2 separate regions of the Homo sapiens genome follow, and region 1 is linked to region 2. Evidence: read pairs that join two places in POLR2A ChIA-PET (ENCODE). Cell type or tissue: OCI-LY7. All regions are shown on one strand. Each heading gives the region's core, and the rest is flanking DNA. Links, peaks and the distances in the headings are about the cores only. Region 1 has its middle 85 kb from the start of FHDC1. Region 2 overlaps TMEM154 (transmembrane protein 154).

The links. Peaks named below come from ENCODE experiments on the same cell type or tissue, not always from the same donor. Only the 100,000 strongest peaks of a DNase experiment are listed, where the experiment ranks them.
Region 1: POLR2A ChIA-PET joins it to region 2 with 10 read pairs; 3 of 35 experiments call an interaction of 5 or more read pairs at or near these places.

Annotation. Positions count from the first base shown.
Region 1 is chr4:153,018,162-153,024,845 of GRCh38, reverse strand. No RefSeq gene overlaps it. Among named protein-coding and RNA genes, the nearest start is that of FHDC1, 85 kb to the right of the region's middle. RefSeq lists enhancers at 688-1,229, 2,876-3,671. In OCI-LY7, for the core only: no CTCF peak of the experiment used is centred there; no DNase peak of the experiment used is centred there.
Region 2 is chr4:152,656,770-152,663,453 of GRCh38, reverse strand. The region is part of intron 1 of TMEM154 (transmembrane protein 154); the gene reads left to right. Among named protein-coding and RNA genes, the nearest start is that of TMEM154, 20 kb to the left of the region's middle. RefSeq lists an enhancer at 2,482-2,531. In OCI-LY7, for the core only: no CTCF peak of the experiment used is centred there; DNase peaks (open chromatin) are centred at 2,313, 2,853, 3,203, 3,453 and 1 weaker place; H3K4me3 peaks cover 3,304 bases; H3K27ac peaks cover 3,927 bases.

The sequences.
Region 1 (6,684 bases), core at 1,119-6,118, 360 kb before region 2:
ATCCCAAATCATGCCAATGTGGTGCACATAATGGGTTCTCCAAAACCCATAAAAAATACTCACTGGTGGCAGGTTATCAGATGCAGAGCACAGGATGTCTCGGGCAGGAAAACGCAATCACACAACAGTTTCTGCTCTCTTTTTTCTCTTGTTGGTTTTCCACCCACATAAAGTTTCATACACATGTACACACTCGTGAAACAAGATCTGCATGACTCCAAATTTATTCCTCCGGCGCCCTTGAACATTTAAGGAAAGGCTTTCATTTGACAGTTATATGATTGGTGTGTGCTCACTCCCCATACAATTTCTTTGAGTATAAATATTTTAAAAAGAATAAAGAGGAATGGCATAACTCTGACGAGTTAATGGGAAAGGGAGTTTCTAAGTGGAGCCCTTCACTCTGACTGAGAGTATCTGGTTGGAAAGTCACTGGGACAATAAGCCACCTGGCTGCACAGCGTCAAGGGCTCTGACTGGCACTACCATGTCCGCCAAGGGCTCTCCCGGGACAACAGAACCATCTTCAGAAAACATCACTTGAAATCCTCTCCATCTATGGTGGCAGACGGTGTGGGATGACCCTGATGAAATGAGATGGTTTCTAATTTCTGAGACCTGACAGCCTGAGATAACGCGGACCACAGCCGCGGCTGGGAAGATCTGCGGGGACACGCTCCAGATGGAAGAATTTGTCTGGGCCTGATGCAGCTGCATACAGAAACTGGGGATCTTCAGGGGGGTTCCTCGAGCTCACTGCTCCTCTGGAGCCTCTTTCTATTCTGCAGCAGGGGCTGCTCTTTTAAGAGTCTTTGGAGGAATAAACCATTTCCATCCTACTTGATCCGGAAGCTAGCTGTTGGTGGCTGGTGGTGCACTTTGACCCGCAGTTTGCTTCTCTCTTGAGAAAGACACTGTGAGAAGGTGGACAGGAAAGTGAGACGATTAAAAATGACAAAGACGGGAGAAAGGGGGAAGAGGAGGCTGTGAGAAACGGAAGTGAGCAAGAGTTGCCCAGCCAGCACAGAGGAGTCCTGGGCCTGCGGGGACATGCAGGCACCTGGAGGTGCAGACAGGATGGCTCAGAGGTGCTCTGTGGGTCCAGCACCTACAGGTTTGCTTTTCAGGACTGGAGGCAAGAAAACAACCTGAAGCATAAAACTTGCTGTCCCTTTGCTGATGTCAGAATGGAGAAGTTGTAGGTGTGAGCATATGTGCTCTGTGGCAGGGCAGAGACAACAAGAGCTGCAGGAGTGCCAGCCCTGAGGGGCCCAGGGTCTTCAGGCCACCTCTCATCGACAAGCCTTGTGGCTGGTGCCTTCTCTCTCTGCATTTCTCTCTCCCCCTCCCCACCCCCACACGCAGAATGCCATGCCACATACCCCCTTTCCTCTGTGCTCCACTCTTGCCTGAAGGTCTCAGATGAGGCACTCCACTAAATTTAAAAACTCATCTCAAAGGCTCTGCCCAGGTAATCTATGTCTTAACAGGCATTTTAAAGACAGGGCCACACCCCTAGCAACACCAGCCCTTGAAGCAGCCAGCAGTGGAAGCAGCCTGGGTTTAGTGCCCCTAGACCCCACCCTGAGGGCCTGCACCTGACCCTCACTCGTATGCTCGGGGTTCTGGTCTTTGCTCTTTTCCTGGAGACTTCAGTTATGAGAATTTGCTTTTATGGAAGTGTGTTTTTTTGTTTTGTTTGTTTGTTTTTTGAGACAGAGTCTCTCTCTGTCGCCCAGGCTGGAGTGCAGTGGTGCGAGCTCAGCTCACTGCGACCTCTGCCTCCCCGGTTCAAGCCATTCTTGTGTCTCAGCCTCCCAAGTAGCTGGGACTACAGGCATGCACCACCACGCCTGGCTAATTTTTGTATTTTTAGCAGAGACGGGGTTTCTCCACGTTGGCCAGGCTGGCCTGGAACTCCTGACCTCAAGTGATCCACCCGCCTCAGCCTCCCAAAGTGCTGGGATTACAGGAGTGAGACTTTTACATAACTGTGATTGTGGGTGGCTCAATTGTCTAAAGAAAAACAAAACAAAACAAAATCTCATACATTTCTTCCTTTGTCAACATTTTATCCCCCAAGGGTCGGTGAGCTCTGAGGAGAGTAGCTTTCCCAGAGATAATTACATCTTTAAGAAAACTGCAGCACTGTGCCTGAATGTGCAATGCCCAGGGGTTGTTTATTTCATGGGAGCCACACCCACTGTCTCGTTATCCAGTGCACCCCACCATTCTGCTGCCCAGGAGGCACCCTGCTACCCTCCACACAGGGCAAGCACAGCAGCTGCTCGGGGTGTGAGCCATGACAGGCCCGAGTGGGAGAGCTCCCTGGAGTGGGGACCCGCTGTTCTACCTGCCCAGGTGTGGGTGGCTCAGGTGGAAAAACAATGCCGTCTTTCATGGGAGGCAGGTGGCTTTGTTTCGACATAGCATGAGAAGAGGCAGGCCAAACTGTGAGAGGCTGTTCTGGTAATGGAAGGAAATGCATTTCCAGAGGGAAGGAGCGGATCAAGTGCTGTCGACGTGCCCAGCCCTCACGCCACTTTAGGGCTGAGAGCCAGCAGGGATACTCCGGACCAGCTGAACCGCTTGTTAAAACAGTGAAATGCTTTGGTTCCGTGTGGCAAATAGCGGCTGTCTGGAGCCCTCCCGTGTCCCAGTCACCTGGACCTACCTCGTGAGGTGCCTGGACCTTCCCAAGCCCAGCTGCTGAGGATTCCTATCAGGGCCCTCCAGGAACTTTGCTCGTCCCTGATGGGTCAGGCCTGTCAATCTATCACATGATTTTTAGCAGTGCCTCCTTCATAAAGCCTCCCCACTCCCCACCCAAATCCGAATTCATTGCTCCTCAAGAAGTCAGATAGCATGTTGCTTACACACTGGGCCTTCACCACATCCTTTCATGTTATTTATATGCGGTGTGGCTATTTACTTTCACATCTGTCTCCCTCTTTAGAGAATGCACTGTTCCCAGGACCCTTGTGCCGTTCGCCACAGCACCTAGCACAGACTAAATGCCACATAAGTGTTTGAGATACTGGTTTGAATTAGGAGTGGCCTGGAGGTGGGAAAGCAGGATGAGAACGAAGCCCCACTGGGACAAGCGACGTGTCCGTGTGTGCGTGTGTGCACATGGCGGTGGTGAGCAGGCATTTCTGCCATCTCTGCCCATCTGAATGTAGGGAATGAAGATGAGTGCTGGTTGGAAGTGGGGAAGCCATGAAGCAGAGCAGCTTGGGCTAAGGGTGGCCACGCTGCAGCCACGACAGGCCTCCCCGGGGCTCTGGCTCTCATCACATCAGGCTCTTTGGCTCTATTCAAACAGAGGCTGCCGGCTGGAACTTTAGCTTCTCACTGGGACTCTGAAAGAATGTGAGTCTATGCAGTTATCCCCAAGGCACTTGGCTGGAAGAGACCCCGGAAGGTTTCTAATTCAGTCTTTTCCCTGACAAATGGATAAAGCAACCTAACACTGAGCTCTCTTCCCATGGCCTCCTGATGGTGATACTGTCCACAGAGCAGGGATGCCGCAGAACCCAAGCGGAACGTGTGGGTCTGCCCTGAGGGGGCTTCCCAGAGCCCTGCTCTGGCTCTGCTGTGCCCTGGCAGAGGGGCCTGGGCTGGAGCTCAAGCAGGGCAAGGACTGTGGATCCAGATCCGGGTTTTGGGGAGTCCAAATCTTACCCAGTTGGGGGGAGCATTTTTTAAGAGAAAGCATACAAAATTGCAAACACAAAATGAAGTACAGGGCTTTGGAAGGAGCCTGCACAAGGAAGGATCCGAATCTTACACTTCACAAGCTTCACAATAAACTAACCTCTGGGGCAACCTAATGAGCTAGGAGGGTGTGTTGGTTTCCTGCCTATTAGCTGCTGTGCCACAGTACTGCAAATCGGATGGATTAAAACAGAGGAAATATATTTTCCCACAGTTCCAGAGGCTTCGAGACTTAGGTCAAGGTGCTGGCAGGGCCATGCCGCCTCTGAAAGCCACAGGGGAGTCCTTCCTTGACTCTTCCTAGCTTCTGCGGGCTTGCTGGCAGTCTTTGGGGTTTCTAGGCTTGCAGCCTCGTCACTCCAGTCTTTGCCTTCGTCCTCCCGCCATGTTCTCCCTGTGTGTCTGTGTTCACGTGGCTGTGTACATATAAGGACACCAGTCATCTAGGATTAGGGGCTCCCCCTACTCCAGTATGACTCCATCTAACTGACCACATCGGCAACAACCCTCTTTCCAAATGAGGTCACATTCTGAGGAATTGGGGTAAGAGCTTCTCTATTTCAACATATCTCTAGTTTGGGGATGGAGCACACAATTCAAACCATAACAGGTGCAGGAGGAGAGTGGGGAAGGAGGGGAGTGGGGCAGTAGTGAAGCGGTAGAAGCTGGGGGATCATTCTGGAGACAGGGTTGGGAGGTCACCAGTGGCTGTTCCACTAGGCTCTCTGGGTGAGGACAGCTTCCATCCCTTCCTGGGGCCACCTGGAGGACACAGAATCTCAGCAGACACCCTGCCAGCCGGCGCTGCTGCTTCATCTTTACTCCCACAGACTCGCAGCATCACATTGCTGATCCCAAGGAACCTTGGTGATTTCCCTTGGAAGCCTTACGCATCCCGGTGAAGGCAGGCCCATGCGTGTGGGTGGAGCATGTGCTGGAGTGAGGTCCACTGAAGCTCTGGTCCCCAGCAATTGAGAGTTCACAGCCTGGTGAAACACCAGGAATGAAGATCTGCCAACAAAACCACGTGTCGAAGCTTCCGGAGCCACAGAGCCATGAAGGTCAACTCCAAAATACTCACCACGCTCAGTGAAAGGGCGGATAAACAGGTGGTTAAAGCAGCAGGTAATTTTGGCTGGTCTGCATCACTGTTTATGGTTTTATTTCCTCTAAGAGATTTGCCCTCTTAATTATGTTTTGCTTAATCTCAAAAATGAATTTACGTTCCCTGAGCAGCCTGCAGCACAGGGGTGGGAGAAGCCCAAAGTGTTCTGGGTGGCAGGGAGAAGCCAGATGGTATTAAAAACAGACAGATCATAACAAAGTGGGTGCTCCACATGCATTCAGTAAACACAGCCGGCCCAGCAAGGTCAACCATGGGCTGGTCTGGTTGCTTCAACATTCTAATTAACTGGGTGCCAGAGACGCCGTGCCATTTTCAGAGAATCAAGTTCCAGTGAAATACACCCAAGGTTAAAGTGCTCCAGAACACGGCCCACCCGTGCTGGTTTGTCGACACCTCAGAATCCAGCAGGGGCCCAGGGACATCGCCCTGCGTGTAAATTACCCATGGATACAGTGCTGCACTTGTGAGCCATGTGGGGGACTGGCTACATCCTGCTGGCCCTGTGATATAACATAGAAGCTGCCTCTTAGTCACACCAGTCGATGATAGGAACAACAGGCTTTGGGGTCGTTTGGATTCTAGATTAAAAAGCAAGGTTAAAATGGAGAGTTGATTGCATTTGTATTTGAGGTCATGGAACAGAGCGCACTGGTTGACCAGTTGTGTTAAGAGCATGTTTGAGCTTGCCAAGCAGGGAAAGGCAGGCTCTGTGTGACCCAGCCCCACCCCCACCCACACGCAGGAGAAGAAGAAGGACAGCCTCTCTGCCCCTTGGATGGTGCCATTTAAGGCTCTTCTGTGACTCTTTAGTTGGCTTTTGTGCCACCCTGCTGTGGGCTCATGGGCTTTCACTCAAAGAATCAAAACCTCCGTCCCCTCTGCCTTTTAGTCCCCCAGACCTTAAGTCTCACTTTTCTGTAGGGTGACAGTTCTCCTTCTCCCACACTTGTGCTCAGCAGCCATCTTTCAGAAAGCAGGGCTGCCCTTCAGAGTCCACTGCCCACAGCAACCTCCTGACAGTCCTGCTCTCAGCTCCAGCCCCAGGAGACCCACAAAACAGCAGCTCACAGATATGCACAGTCTGCCGCCTTAAAAGCATGAAACAGGTTGTGGCCCATGGGAAAGCTTTTTTTGCAGCTGTCACCAAGCTGGCATGAGATGAGTGCTTGCAGTATGGTGGCTGAAAGCTGTTTAGTGTTGTCTGCTTTGTGTATGTCACCTAACTGTGGCCTTGCATTTATTCTACTTGGTGACTGCCAAAGCACTGCAAACTGGAAACATCTGCTAGATAATTGATATGTGATCAATAGGGACCATGTCTATGTTTGCTCTCATTCTAACCCCCAGTGACTGGCATAGTGCCCCGCACAGAGGAGGCCCTTTTAGTTAAATGAATAAAAGAGTAAATGAACAAATGACATCGAAATGAGAGGCATGGCGATCAGAACAGAAAAAACCCAGGTGAACCAAAGAAACTGGGCAAGGCTCCATGAAGGAGTGTGATCCTGTTTGGCTCTGCATCCCCACCCAAATCTCACCTAGAATTGTAATCTTCACGTGTCAAGGGAGGACCTGGTGGGAGGTGATTGGATCATGGGGGCGGTTTCCCCCGTGGTGTTCTCCTGATAGTAAGTTCTCATGAGATCTGATGGTTTTAAAAGTGTAGTACCTCCCCCCTACCTCCTACTGCCATGTAAGATGTGTCTTGCTTCCCTTTTGGCTTCCGCCATGATTGTAAATTTCCTGAGACCTCTCCAGCCATGTGGAACTGTGAGTCAACTAAACCTCTTTCCTTTATAAATGACTCAGTCTCAGGTAGTTCTTTATAGCAGTGTGAAAAT
Region 2 (6,684 bases), core at 880-5,879:
AACCTGTTGTGTTCCTTATTTCTTCTTTTCTATTCTTTTGCTTGTTAATGCCTCTCTCTTTGCCCTCTAACCCTGTGTCCTATTTCTGTCTTCTGTAGCTTTGCTAGTTTTACCTCTAGCCCCACCTCTTTTACCCTGAAATATGCCCAAATTTAGATAAGGAAGTAAAGTAGCAGTAAAATGAGGAAGTTATACCAGGCAGATTAACCTTCTGGGGAACAGCAGAGAAACAGGCAAGTACAGAGATGGGGGAAAGAGAACAGGTGATGGATGAAGAAAATAACAAAGACACAAATACCTGGCCCGTGTATGGTGCTTTATGGCTCCTAAAGCATTTTAACAGTTCTTATTTCATTTACTTTCATATGAACACTATGGGCTAGACAGAGCAGAAGGCCTACTTTTTTGGCTTTTAGGAAATGGAGAATTAGAGAGGGAGGGAATTCTTCCCAGGCCCCAAGGGTGCAGAGGGCAGCAGCCAGTCTCAAGCCTAGCTCTTCTGAATTCAAATCCTGTCTTCCTTCCACGATGCTATGGTTATGTCCTTGGAGTCCTGGAGCGCAGCACAGGGAAGTACCCCTGTGTGTTCTGGAGGGTTCACCTCCAGACTTATTTCCTGAAAGAGAGTTCTGCCTTCCTCCACAGTGGCTGGACTCCCAAAGTTGTAAAAGGTCACTTTCACCCAAGAAGCCCAGGATGCCGCCCGCAGGAAATCTCCATGGACGATTATGGGCCTTAGTCAGTGTTTCTTTAAACACAGTGGTTTTAGGGGGCCCCATGTCCACTGCATTAAGAGTGGCTGTTAACCCATAGGCCATGGGAGGGACACCTGTCATGTTTTGGGGGAAATCCCTTGAGCTGCCCTCCGCATCCATACTTTTGTGGCCTTTGGCACCTCCTCTGGTTTCCACCTTGTTGGTGTACACTTCTGATTTTCTTCCTAACTCTTACCTTGTCACCTTGGCAATCCACTCCTGGCTGCTGATCTGATTCTATGGCTCATCTTTGTTTGCCAGCTCACCTTTTGATGACATTTGATTCCTCCTTGCACAAACTCTTGGAGCTGATCCCCAGTGTTTTCAACTTTCCTCCCTTTGACATCCCAGACTCCCTGCACACCTGGTTCTTCCCTTAGTTTCTGTCAATTCTCATTATGTGGAAACTGGAGTACTAGGGTTGTCTTAGAGAATTTTTCTGATCAGACCACCAAGAGTAGTTTGATGCTGTCCCCTCTTACCCTGCACCTAACACCCTCTCATGCTCTCCCCATTTTTAGATACACTGTAGAACTTGCTTGCCTGTGTGCAAACTGAAGGATGAGCAGAGAGGTTTATTGCAGTATTGTTGGAAACACAACAGAACCTAAATCTCTGTCAATAGGAAAAGATTATAATACATTCAAACAATGGGGAAAAAAGCTCTCTATACAGTCATGGAATGATCTTCAAGATAAAATTTTAAGTGAAAAAAGCAAGGGGCAGAAAGTATATAAATTGTGCTACCATTTGTGTCAAAAAGAGAAAACAGGAAACAATACTTATACTTGTATATGCATAGAGTTTCTCTCAAAGGAGCAGAAACGGTGGTTACTTCTGGGCAAGGAAACTGAGTAACTTGGGGAAAGGGTGGTAGCGAAACTTCCTTTCTGAACTGAGTACCATGTGCAGATTACCTATTCAAAAACTACTTAAAAACAAGGTAGAACACTTTGGAATCAACAGAGATGTGGAAATAGATGGGACCTTGGGGATCACTCCTTAGTTGTACAGATTAGAGCATTAAGTCATCAAGAGAAAAGTAATTTGTCCAAATTCTATAAGTACAAAGTGGCAGAGCTATGACCAGACCCTCATCTGTTATTTGTCACCTATGCTTGAGGAAATGCACCTTCAAAACTCAGTAGAAATTAACAATATAAATGACAGGATTGCACCCCAGGGCAAGGGCAAGACATTCAAGATTCAGTTTCTTCATCTGTAAAATGTGGGCAATAAAGTTGTGAAGATCGAATTAGATAGCACATGTGTATCCTAGCAGCTAGCACATACTAAGCATTCAATACATCCCAGTTACTGTAATTTATTATTTTGAAGCTATCATAGAGTTGGGGGGAGAGAGAGAGAGAGAGAGAGAGAGAGAGAGAGAGAGAGAGAGAGAGAGAGAGAGAGAAAGAGAACAATCCCTTGATTCTCATTTATTTAAATAGCCACTAGAGAATCTGAGAGAGCAAATGATGCTTAATGCAGAAAACATATGTGAGGGCATGTGGGAGGGGGACATTGCAGAGAGAACTTTCAGCCTCTTTAACTCCACCGTTCCACCAAGGGCCACCTGTGAACAGCGTTGTCTCACGCTGAAAAGTAAATGTACACAGGCCAGGACCATCTGGTATGCTTCTTTCCGTTTCTCTTTTATTCCCGATTGTCTAGATGTCCCCATTATTCTTGTTAGCTTGTTTCCTTTCCTATTTTCTCTTTTCCCGGGGCCACGGGTCAAATGGTGACTAAGATGCAAAGTGTTCTTCTAGGGACTTCATTCACCTTCCTCAGAGAGGTGCTGAAAAGACCCTGTCCTTCTGGGCAGCTTTTCTGGCAACGCATCTGAGCTGAGGAGCCTTAGCAAGAGCCCCAGTAAAGCCGAGGTTTCTGGGAACCCTTTCCTCTGTCCTGCCTTGTGCCAGAAAGCCACCTCCTAGTATAGGCGGAGGAATGGGAGCAGGAGGTTCCCTCTCATTCACCACTTTATGGCCAAACTTTATGATTTGCAAGCATTGCATTCCTCCCTGAGGGAGGGAAAACACTGTGTGGGGTTATAAGCTCTGGTTCTGCCATCGGCCCCCTGGTTTCAAATCGTCACTCCTCCATGTGAGCTCTGTGATCTTGGGCAAGTTGTGTAACCTCTTTGCCCTAATGTCTATCTGAAAAAATGGTGAGGACAAAATGAGATAATCGATAATCCGGGTACAAGGCAGAGCATAGAGATTGGTTCTTAGTAAATTCTCAAAAAAAGATGCTGAAATAGTAACAGCGGCTACAGTATTCATAGAAGTAACCAAAAGAAGTAAAGTGAGGGGGGGGCGGGGTCTGGATACTCAAGGAAGATTCACTGACCTCTAGGTAAAAGGATTATTACCATCAGCCGCACCAACCACCAACCCCATTCCCCACCCCACACCCAACCTCATCATACCCATATGTACCAGTCTTCACTGGCCAAGGTTACCAGTGAAAACGCTATTTGATCTGGCTGCAGTAGTTCTCCAAGCAGAATCATTTTAATGAGGAGGTTTTCTGGAAGACAAATGTCCTTTACTAGTCCAGGGTGATACATGATATATCAAAGGCTTTAACATATATGTGAATACATTATTGACTTACCCAATTTTAAAGACTTATACAGTAGTCCCCCCTTATCCACAGTTTCGTTTTTCGTGGTTTCAGTTACCCGTGGTTTCAGTTACCCATGGTCAACCGTGGCCACAAATAGTACAGTACAATAAGATATTTTGAGAGCCAGAGAGAGATCACATGCACATACTTTTATTATAGTATATTGTTGTAATTGTTCTATTTTATTACTAGTTATTCATTGCTTACTGTGCCTAATTATAAATTAAACTTTATCATAGGTATGTTTAGAAAAAACACAGTGTATGTGGGGTTCAGTACTACCGATAATTTCAGGCATCTTCTAGGGCCTTGAAACATGTTCCGCTTGGATAATGGGGGACTACTGTAAATGTAGGACAAAGCCACTTAACTCAGAAGGCAGAGATCAGTAAGTGGTGGATTTTTATTGACACATAATATTTTACATACTTATAGGGCACATGTGATATTTTTTGTTGCATGGATAGAATCTATAATGATTAAGTCAGTGTATTTGGGGTATCCATCACTTTAAGTATTTATCATTTCTATGTGCTGAGGACATTTCAAGTCCTGTCTTCTAGCTACTTTGAAATATAAAATATATTATTGTTAACTACAGTCGTCCTACTCTACTATTGGACATTATAATTTATACTGTCTAACTGTATGTTTCTACCCATTAACCAACCTCTCTTCTTCCCCTACTCTTACCCACACACCCTTCCCAGCCTCTGATATTTATAATTATACTCTCTACCTTTGTAAGATCAACTTTTTTAGCTCCCACATATGAGCAAGAACATAAGATATTTGTCTTTCTGTGCCTGTCTTATTTTACTTAAAATAATGACCTCCAGCTTTATCTATGTTGCAGCATAAGACATGATTTCATTCTTTTTTATGACTGAATAGTATTCCATTGTGTATATATACCACATTTTATTTATCCATTCAACCATTGATAGATACGTCGGTTGATTTCATATCTTGGCTATTGTGAATAGTGCTGCAATGAACACGCGAGTGCAATTATTCCTTTGATATACTGATTTATTTTCCTTTGGATAAATACCCAGTAGTGAGATTGAGGATTGTATGGTAGTTCTCTTGTTAGTTTTTTGAGAAATTGCCCTACTGTTTTCCATAGTGGCTGTACTAATTTACATTCCCACCAACAGTGTGTAAGAGTTCCCTTATCTCTGCATTCTTGCCAGAGATGAGGCAAGAATGCTTTTTCCTTTTCAACAATAACCTTTTTTTTTTTTCTTTTGAGATGGAATCTTGCTCTGTCACCCAGGCTGGAGTGCAATGGTGTGATCTCAGTTCACTGCAACCTCCAACTCCTGGGTTGAAGTGATCCTCCTGCCTCAGCCTCCCAAGTAGCTGGAACTACAGAAGTGTGCCACCATGCCCAGCTAGTTTTTGTATTTTTAGTAAAGCTAAAAATTTTGTATTTTTAGCTGGCCAGGCTGGTCTCAAACTCCTGACCTCAGGTGATCCTCCTATCTTGACCTCCAAAAATGCTGAGATTATAGGCATTAGCCACTGTGCCCAAAAATAACCATTCAATGAAATGATATTTCATTGTAGTGTTGTTTGTTTTTTGTTTGTTTTTAGTCTCTATTTCATTTAGTTCTGCTCTGATCTTTATTATTTCTTTCCTTCTACTAATTTTGGGTTTGATTTGCTCTTGCTTTTCTAGTTCCTTGAGATGCATCACTAGATTGTCTGTTTAAAATCTTTCTACTTCTTTGATGTAGGTATTTGTTACTATAAACTTCCCTCTTAGCACTGCTTTTGCTGTATCCCATAGGTTTTAGCATGGTGTGTTTCCATTTTTATTTGTTTCAAGCCTTTTTTAAAAAATTTCCTCCTTAATTTCTTTCTTGACTCAATGGTCATTCAGGAGCATGTTATTTAATTTCCATGTATTTGTACAGTCTCCAAAGTTCTTCTTATTATTGACTTGTAGTTTTATTCTGTTGTGGTCTGAGAAGATATTTGATATGATTTCAATTTTTAAAAATGTGTTGAGCTTGTTTTGTGTTCTAACATTGTTTTCATGATGATAAATATTGTTCTTTTGCTTCTCAGTGGACTCCCTTAAGCATTTCTTTTAGGGCCAGTCTAGTGGTAACGAATTCCCTCAGCTTTTGCATGTCTGGGAAAGACTTTGTTTTTCCTTTGTTTTTGAAGGATAACTTTGCTGGGTATAGAATCCTTGGTTGACAGGGTTTTTGTTGTCATTGTTTTGTTTTCTTTCAGCCCTTTGACTTTATTACCCTGTTGTCTCCTGGCCTGTAAGATTTCTGCTGAGAAATTAACTGTTAGTCTGATAGGGGTTCCTTTATAGGTGACTACATGCGTTTCTCTTGCTGATTTTAGATTATTTCTTTGTCTTTGATGTTTGACAGTTTGACTATAATGTGCTGTGGAGAAGTCCTTTGTTGAATTATATCTATTTGGAGAATTCTGAGCTTCCTGTATCTGGATGTCTAAATCTCTTGCGAAACTTGGGAAGTTTTCATCTATTGTTTCATTAAACAGGTCTTCTTTTTCTTTTTCTTTTTAGGCAGGATCTGGCTCTGTTGCTGAGGCTAAAGTACAGTGGCACAATCTCAGCTCACTGCAACCTCTGCCTCCAGGGCTCAGATGGTCCTCCTGCCTAAGCCTCCTGAGTAGCTGGGTTTTCAGGAGCATGCCACCACACCCAGCTAATTTTTGTATTTTTAGTAGAGATGGAGTTTTGCCATGTTGCCCAGTCTGGCCTTGAACTCATGAGCTCAAGCAATCTGCCCTCCTTGTCCTCCCAAAGTGCTGGGATTACAGGCATGAGCCACTGCATCTGGCCTTGTTTCATTAAAAAGGTTTTCTAACACTCATTTTCTCTTTGCCTTCTTGCTTTATGGTATCTCGTATGTCACACAGGCTTTTCTCATTCTTTTTTCTTTATTTTTATCTGACTAGGTTATTTCAAAAGACCTGTCTTCAAATTCTGAGATTCTTCCTTCTGCTTGATTTAGTCTATTGTTGAAGCTTTCAAGTGTATTTGATTTTATTTTATGAATTCTTCAGGTCCAGAATTTGTTTGGTTCTTTTTTATTATCTCTATCTCTTTGGTGAATTTCTCTCATTCATACCCTGAATTGTTTTCTAATTTTGGGTATTGTTTTTCTGTATCCTCTCATGGCTGGAGTGCAATGGCATGATCTTGGCTCACCGCAACCTCCACCTCCCAGGTTCAAACGATTCTCCTGCCTCAGCCTCCTGAGTAACTGGGATTACAGGCATGCACCACCATGCCCGGCTAATT